Regions from separate parts of the Homo sapiens genome. Here region 1 is linked to region 2. Evidence: read pairs that join two places in POLR2A ChIA-PET (ENCODE). Cell type or tissue: PC-3. All regions are shown on one strand. Region 1 has its middle 140 kb from the start of LINC02671. Region 2 has its middle 220 kb from the start of LINC02671.

What was found. ChIA-PET counts read pairs that join two places held together with the same protein. Peaks named below come from ENCODE experiments on the same cell type or tissue, not always from the same donor. Only the 100,000 strongest peaks of a DNase experiment are listed, where the experiment ranks them.
Region 1: POLR2A ChIA-PET joins it to region 2 with 6 read pairs; 2 of 35 experiments call an interaction of 5 or more read pairs at or near these places.

What each region holds. Positions count from the first base shown.
Region 1 is chr10:65,065,395-65,069,394 of GRCh38, forward strand. No RefSeq gene overlaps it. Among named protein-coding and RNA genes, the nearest start is that of LINC02671, 140 kb to the left of the region's middle. In PC-3, a CTCF peak has its summit at 86 (motif pointing left); no DNase peak of the experiment used is centred here.
Region 2 is chr10:65,141,328-65,145,327 of GRCh38, forward strand. No RefSeq gene overlaps it. Among named protein-coding and RNA genes, the nearest start is that of LINC02671, 220 kb to the left of the region's middle. In PC-3, no CTCF peak of the experiment used is centred here; DNase peaks (open chromatin) are centred at 1,584 and 1,944; H3K27ac peaks cover 1,850 bases.

The DNA.
Region 1 (4,000 bases), 76 kb before region 2:
CTGGCTAGCGCTTCTAACACTATGTTGAAAAGAATTGGTAAGAGTGGGCATCCATGTCTTGTTCCAGTTCTCAGAGGAAATGCTGCCACCTTTTGCTCATTTATGCTGATGTTGGCTGTGGGTTTGTCATAGATGGCTCTTATTATTTTGAGGTATGCTCCTTTGATGTCTAGTGTCTTGACAGTTTTTATCATAAATGAATGTCAGATTCTGTCAAAATCTATTTCCACATGTATTGAAATGATTATATGTTTTGTGTTTTTAATTCTGTTTGTGTGGTGATTCACATGTTTTAATTTGCATATGTTTAGCAACTTTGCATTCAGGGGGAGTAAAGCCTACTTGATCATGATGAGTTAACTTTTTGATGAACTGATGAATTCAGTTTGCTAGTGTTTTGTTGAGAATTTTTATGTTTCTATTCCTTAGAGATATTGGCCTGACGTTATCTTTTTTTGGTGCCTCTGCCAGGTTTTGGCATCAGGATGATGCTGGCTTCATAGAATGAGTTAGGGAGAAGTCCCTTCTCCTTAATTTTTTTGGAATAGTTTCATTAGAGTTAGTATCAGCTTTTCTTTGTACATGTGGTAGATTCTGCCTAGGAATCCATCTGATCCAGGGTTTTTTTTTTTTTGGTAGTATTTTTAAATTACTGATTCAATATTAGAGCTTATTATTCATCTGTTCAGGGTCTCATATTCTTCTAGTTCAATCTTTGAACATTGTGTGTTTCCAGGAATTTATCCATCTCCTCTAGATTTTATAGTTTGTATTTACAAAGTGTCCCTAACAGTTTCTGAACATTTTTGTATTTCTGTAGGATCAGTTCTGGTGTCATCTTTTCTGATTGTGTTTATTTGGATCTTCTCTCTTTTCTAATTTGTTAATCCAGCTAGGAGTCTATCAATCTTTTTAATCCTTTCAAAGTACCAACTCTTGATTTTATCTTTTATCTGGATGATTGCATGTCAATTTTGTTCATTTCTGCTCTGATTTTAGCTATTTCTCTTCTGCTAGTTTTGGGGTTAGCTCATTCTTATTTTTCTAGTTCTCCTAAGTGCAATGGTAGGTTGTTAATTTGAAACATTTTATAACTTCTTGATGTAGGTATTTAGTTCTAGACACTTTCTTCTTAACACTTTAATGGTGCATCCCACATATTCTGGTGTATTATGTCTCTCTTTTCATTAATTTCAAAGAATTTTTAAAATTTCTGCCTTAATGTTGTTATTTACCCAACAGTCATTCAGGAGCAAGTTATTTAATTTCCATGTAGAAATTTTCCATATAGAAAAATTTCCATATTTTGTTTATCCATTCCTGCATTGATAGACATTTAGGTTAATTGCATATATTAGGAGCAACTAAATTTGAATGCATGGCTCTTTGAGTTCTTCCCTTGGAATAACTAGAACAAAAATTAGAGGTATCAGAGATGGAAAACAGTAGTAGGCCATTAAGAAATGTTGCTGCGGCAAAAAAAAAAATTAACCTTTATAAATCAGAAAATTTATACTTCTTTCAATCATATTATTTTCTGCCTTTCACCCTGCTGTTTACTTCAGAGCATGCACAGGTCCCACGTTGCCCACTGGCTATTTGCATCAACTTTGTTGAATTATAAGTCACACATAAAACAAAATGCAACCATTCCATGAGTTCTTTGAGTTTTGTCAAATTGATCCACTGGTGTACTCATCATCATAGCCAAGGAAAATAATATTGGCACAATTCTTTTCCCAGTCAATTTCTTGCTTCAGTCCCATGTTCTGCTTTATGTATCTACAGATTTGATTGACTTTTCTAGAATTTCTTGTAAATGGAGTCATACAATGTGCTCTTTTGAGAATGACACTTTGTGTTCTGCTTTTTAAAATGATTCATCCATGTTGTTACACATATTAGTTTCTTATTTTTACTTCTGATTCTATTGTTCGAGATCATATTACATATAATACATGCCATCCCCGACATCACACTTAGTTTATCTGTTGATCTGGTGATGGATATACAAGTTACTTCTAGGTTTTGGCTTTTACCAACAAAGCTGTTATCAACTTTGTGTGTATATCTTTGAGAAGACATGCCTGTTGGCTTCTGTTTAGTAAATACCTAAGAGTAGAATGGGTAGACTACAGGGTGAATCAGTAAAAATAATAAACTTTTCAATATTTTCAATAAACTGATAAACTGATTGCCAAATTTACAATAACATTTCATGTTCTCAATAGCAATGTATAAGAGTTATAGATGAGTCATATCCTCACAAACACTTGGTATTGTCATTCTTTAAATTCACTCATTCTAATGGTGTATTGTGGTATCTCAATGCAGCCTTAGATTTCTCTAATTATGTTCGTCTTCTTTTTATATGCTTTTTGGTCATTTATCTTCTTTTGGTAAATACTTGTTTAAATATTTTCCCCATTTTGTTGGGTTGTCTCCTTGATTTATAAGAATTTTTTTGCAAACTGGATGTATGTTCTATGACAGATATAATACATTTTGTCTCAGTCTGTGGATTAGTTTTTCATTTTCTTAACCATAACTTTCATCAGATTTTAAATACTGATTAGTTCCAATCTGTTAATTTTTAATCTATGATTTGTAATTTTAGTAGCCTAAGAAATCTTTGCCTACCTTAGTATTATAAACATTAATCCTATCTTATCCTCTAGAAATTTTAATATTTTTGCTTTTAAATTAGGCCTATGATCCTGTTGACTTAATTTCATGTACGACATGAGATATTGGTAAAGTCTAATATTTTTTCTTGTGGTTATTAGGTTTTTCTAGATGATTCTCTTTCACTAAGTAACTTTTTCACAAGGTTGCACATCACTTTGACCTTGTATGTTGTCTGTTTCTGAATTCTCTATTATTTTCCATTGATCTATGTGTTTATACTTATGCAAATATATACTTGTCAATACAAATATCTAAGATACATTTTGAAATTAATGTTATTTTTCTAACTTTTGTCTTTGTTTTCACAATTATTTTAGCTATTTTAACTCATTTGCATGTCAATATAAATTTTGTAATCACTTGACATGTACAAAATGCCTGCTGGGATGTTGATTGGGACTCCAGTAAATTTATAGATGTAATTTTCAGGATTTTGACAGTTGACATCTTCACAATGTCTTCTCATGCATAAATACCTAATTCTGCTCCATTTATTTTGGTTTCTTTAATTCTTCTCAGCAATGTTTTATAGTTTTCAGTACACAAGTTCTGAGTGTACTTTGTTTAATTTATCACAATTCTGGATATCTTAAATGATATATTTTTATTTCAACTGCAAATTATTTATTGTTATTATATAGCAATATTGCTACATACTTTATACTGCTAGTATATAACTAGTTTTCATAGCTTTATTTTCATAGATTAAGGAGGATTTTCTACATATGTAATCATGCTTTGTGTGAATAAAGTGATCTTCACTTTTTTTTTCCCAAAGTGTATATTTTTTACCTTTGAATTATATTATGACATCAAGTAGGATTTTTATTGCAAGGTAGAATGGAAGCGATTATCCCAAATCTTAGAAAGAAAGCATTGAGTATTTTATTATTAATTATGATGTTTCCAGTTGGTGTATCATAACTATGCTCTCATTAGGTTATGGAATTTCCTTTCTCTTAATAGCTTTCTGAAGATTTTTTATTATGAAATTTATGCCGGCTTTATGAAAAACCTTTTCACCATCATTCGAAGTAATCACACTTTCCTTTTATTCTGTTAATACAGTAAATTAAATTGATTGGTCCTGAAAATGTTAAACCAAACTTGTGTTCTTGTCATAAATTCTACTTATTGATAATGTATTATTCTTTTGTGTGTTTTTTATGTTGATTGAATAATATATTTTTAAGAATTTGATTGATGTTTATATTTAATATCCAATTATAATTTTCTCTTTTGTAATATATTTATTTAGTTTTTAGAATGCGTGTAATCCTGGCCTTAAAAAATAAGTTAGGAAGTTTATCTC
Region 2 (4,000 bases):
CATATTTGTAATGCTCAGACTAACAGAAACAGAATAAAATGGTGATTGCCGGGGCTAGGTATTAAAGAAACAGGGAGTTGTTCAATGTGTATGCTTCAGTTATAGTAGATGATTGAGTTCTAGAGGTATGCTGTACAATATGGTACATATAGTTAATAATATTGTATACTTCAAAGTTAAAGAGTAGATTTCATATTAACATTTTAAACCTACACATATCTAAACACAAACACACAAAATACAAATGAATCAAACATTTATTGTCTTGATTGTGGTGATGATATCACAGGTGTTTGTACATGTTGAAACTCACCAAATGTGCACAGTAAATATGTACAGCTCTTTGTATATCAATTATGCCTCAATAAAGCTGTGCAGAAAAGAGCATACATTATTCTCTTGATAGATGGAATGTTTTATAAATATCAGTTTTTAAGTTGTTTCGTGGTGCTGTTGAAGTGTTTTTATACATGTTAAAATGAAAACCTATACAACATATGAATATACACGTTCCAAAAAATTTGTACAAGAAATATCATAGTAATTTTATTTATATGCCAAAACCTGAAAAAAACACAAATGTCTATCACCAGAAAGGTGTACAATAAGTTTTGATATATTCATACAATGAAATATGGCTCAGCTATAAAAATTAAAAACTATATCTGATACATTTAACTGTATAAATTAGCTTCAAAAACATTGTGTTGAACAAGGAAAGCCATATGCAAGAGTGCACGCAATATTATAACATTTACATGAAAATTCTGGAACAGATACCCCTAATATATTGTGATAGAAATTATAGATGATTGCCTGCTTGGGGGGGAATGACTGAAATGGGACACAGGGATTTTTTCATTGGTGATGGAAAAGTAGTACATAATACTACTGGTATTAGTTTATGAGAAGTACAGAAGTACATATTTATCAAACTTCATCAAAATGTACAATTAAGATCTGTGTATATCACTATATATACCTTATTTCCATATACCATACAATTAAATATAATATTGCTTGCTGTCATATAAAATTTGTGAAAATTTCCCCCAGTGTCTATTGAACACCCATAGTGATCTGAATTTAAATTTTCATATGCTAACATTTTACATGTAAGAATTTAAATTAGATGGTGAGATCCATAAAGTTAGAAGTAAAGAGAACAAACATAAAAAGTGGAATTAGAGAACAAAAAATATTTACCTGTTTACTTTTCTGGGAATACAATTTTAAAGGAAAACAGTTCTTTTGAGTGTACATTTATGACAATAGCAGTCTCCCATACTGTGTTGTATTCCATAGGTAGTGTTGAGTGAAAGAGCTGTTTTATCTCATTCTAACATATTACTTATAGATTGTCATATTTTAAATGATTATTACGGTAAGTCTCTTTTTGTCAAAAAGGAGGTGAGTTTGAGAAGAATACTTTCTATTAGTGTGGTTGGCAGACCTCCTAGGTTACTGATATTATCAGTACTTTGAATTTTGACTTCACACTGCATGTCATGGTGAGTTAACTAGCAGATTGCTTGATTTTATCTAATAGGAAGAATAACAGGCATATCAACATTTTTCAGGTATTAGACACAAGGATATAATTCCATGAGCCACCTGAGGATAACACTCAAGGTGGATAAATAAATAATGCAGTCTCAATTATTGAAGAAACATGACATAAAATTTAAGAGGAGAAAATCAAATTTCTCACAAACTAATAAGTCAATATATAAATATCATAGCAATGTCAAAAAACATGTATTTGTCACCTATTCCATTCATTCTGACAACACAGGAAGTTTTAAAAATGTATGAAGATTCATTCCTGCACTCAACGCATTTCTTTTCCCCTATGTCATTATGTACCCTAGGTGTGGCATTAGGTCTCATTACAAAAAAGAGCTTTAATATGAGTCAGTATATAAAATGCTGCAGATGTGAAAAATCAAATGCTATGTGGCATGAGAAAGGAAGATAGAACATTTTCCTCTTTGCTGATGAGGGTAGATTTTACAGAGTTGGTAAAATGCCAGCTTCTCCTTCAAGTAGGGCTACTCTTCAGCCAGGACACACCCACAAGTCCCTACCCAATGTCAAAATGGTGAATTGTTATATTTGCCAAATAGCCACTGTCCCAAGCCTTCATATAACATCCTTCTCCTGCCACCCAGATACCCTAGGTTAACCTCTGAGACTCGAAAATTTCCCAGCATTTATAAACAAAATGATCAATGCCTGGAAAGCATGTATTCTAGGACTCTGTTCCAGTGCTCTGGCCTTTGTCTATTTGTATTAGAACATACCTTTGAAGCAGCATTTGTCGGATGCTTTGGATATATTACTTCTGCCTTTAAAGACGTACATTAATCCAAGTAAGTGAGAATAATAGGACTCCAAGCAGAAAGCATAAGACGGCTAAAAGCATGTGTGCTATTCTATATTGGGAAGAGACTGTAAGTGGAAATACTCATGGATTATCCATGTTGAGGCAAATTTATTTCATAGCAGAGAAGAACTACGATGATAGTGATGCTACAAGAAGTACACTCTTATGAAAGCACAATAATTTATTGAAAAATGATAAGAAGCAAAATGACGTAATTTGCTGATGTTTCCAAAAGAATTACGTTGAAACTCATATTGTGTTAGACTTATATTTAAGTAACTCATATTTTTGGAGCTACTGTAAATTGTACTTAAAATATTCAATTTTTAATTGTTTATTGCTAGTATATAGAAAAACAATTGATTATGGATTATTGATCTTATATACTGTAATTTTGCTTAAGACATTATTTCTAGGAAGATTTATTTCTATTGATTCCTTGGGGTTTTCTACATAGACATTCATGTGGTCTGTATATAGAGTTTTGTTTCTTTCTTTACAAGCTGTCTGCCTTTTACGTCTATTGTCTTATTGCACCAAATATGACTTTCACTTGATTCTTCTTTCAGCTCAAATCCACTGCTTATTCTGCTATATGGAAGATGTAGTTCTATACGGCTATATCATTCACAAGCCTCATAGCCTGAGATACCCCTAAGCCTTGTAACTCTTATTAATGGTTCAATGATATGCACTTCAGGATTGGGATATTTACTTCTAGGATAATAATCAATTTTCTTCAAGCTCTAATGAGTCAGATATCAGCTCTTAACTATCCTATTTTTCTTCCATATTTCCTAATATTTAATAAATATTGTCAATGCTTTTAGAGCAAAGCTGTTGTCTTGATTTAAAAGTAGAATCTTTTTTCTGTTTTTTATTCCTTGTGTTGTTTTGCATAGGTATTAAATAAAGGAGGTGAAATAAAAAATGTCTTTAGTCTGCCATGTTTAATTTACAGTAAAATATCTCTATTCCAGGATTACTTTAAATATTATATATAAGTGGATTCATTTTCATGTCCTTGCAAATAAATTAGCTTTTTTTAATTGAAAAGATAAGAGTTTTATCTATACCTACCCTCACGGTCAAGTAAATGTGTTAAAGAGTATTATAACATCCATTATGTAAATGAAATAAACCCATTTTTCTGCATTTCTGAATTGCAATTTGTAAATATCAAATTATTAAAACATAAACTTTTTAAAAATAGCAGATAAGAGTGTGATATTAAAAGGATACAAGACTTAATTTAAATAAGATGGCCAAAGATCTGTCTGAAGATGTATCAACTAGCCATGGGATGGTTTCAGAAAGAGAAAACAGCCTGTTGTACTATCGAACATTATATTTTATTTATTCTAACTATATTTTTGTACCTATTAACCATTTCTCCTATATAGTTATGTTTCTAAACAAATGATAAATCCTTGAGATGATGGATACCCTAGTTACCCTGATTTGATCATTACATATTGTATGCCTATATCAAAACATCACATGCACCCATAAATATGTATAAATAATATATATCCATAACAATTATTAAAAATTAAAATAAGGATTGAAAAGAGAAAACAGTTGCATGTGCAAAGTCCTTGAGGCAAGAAGAGC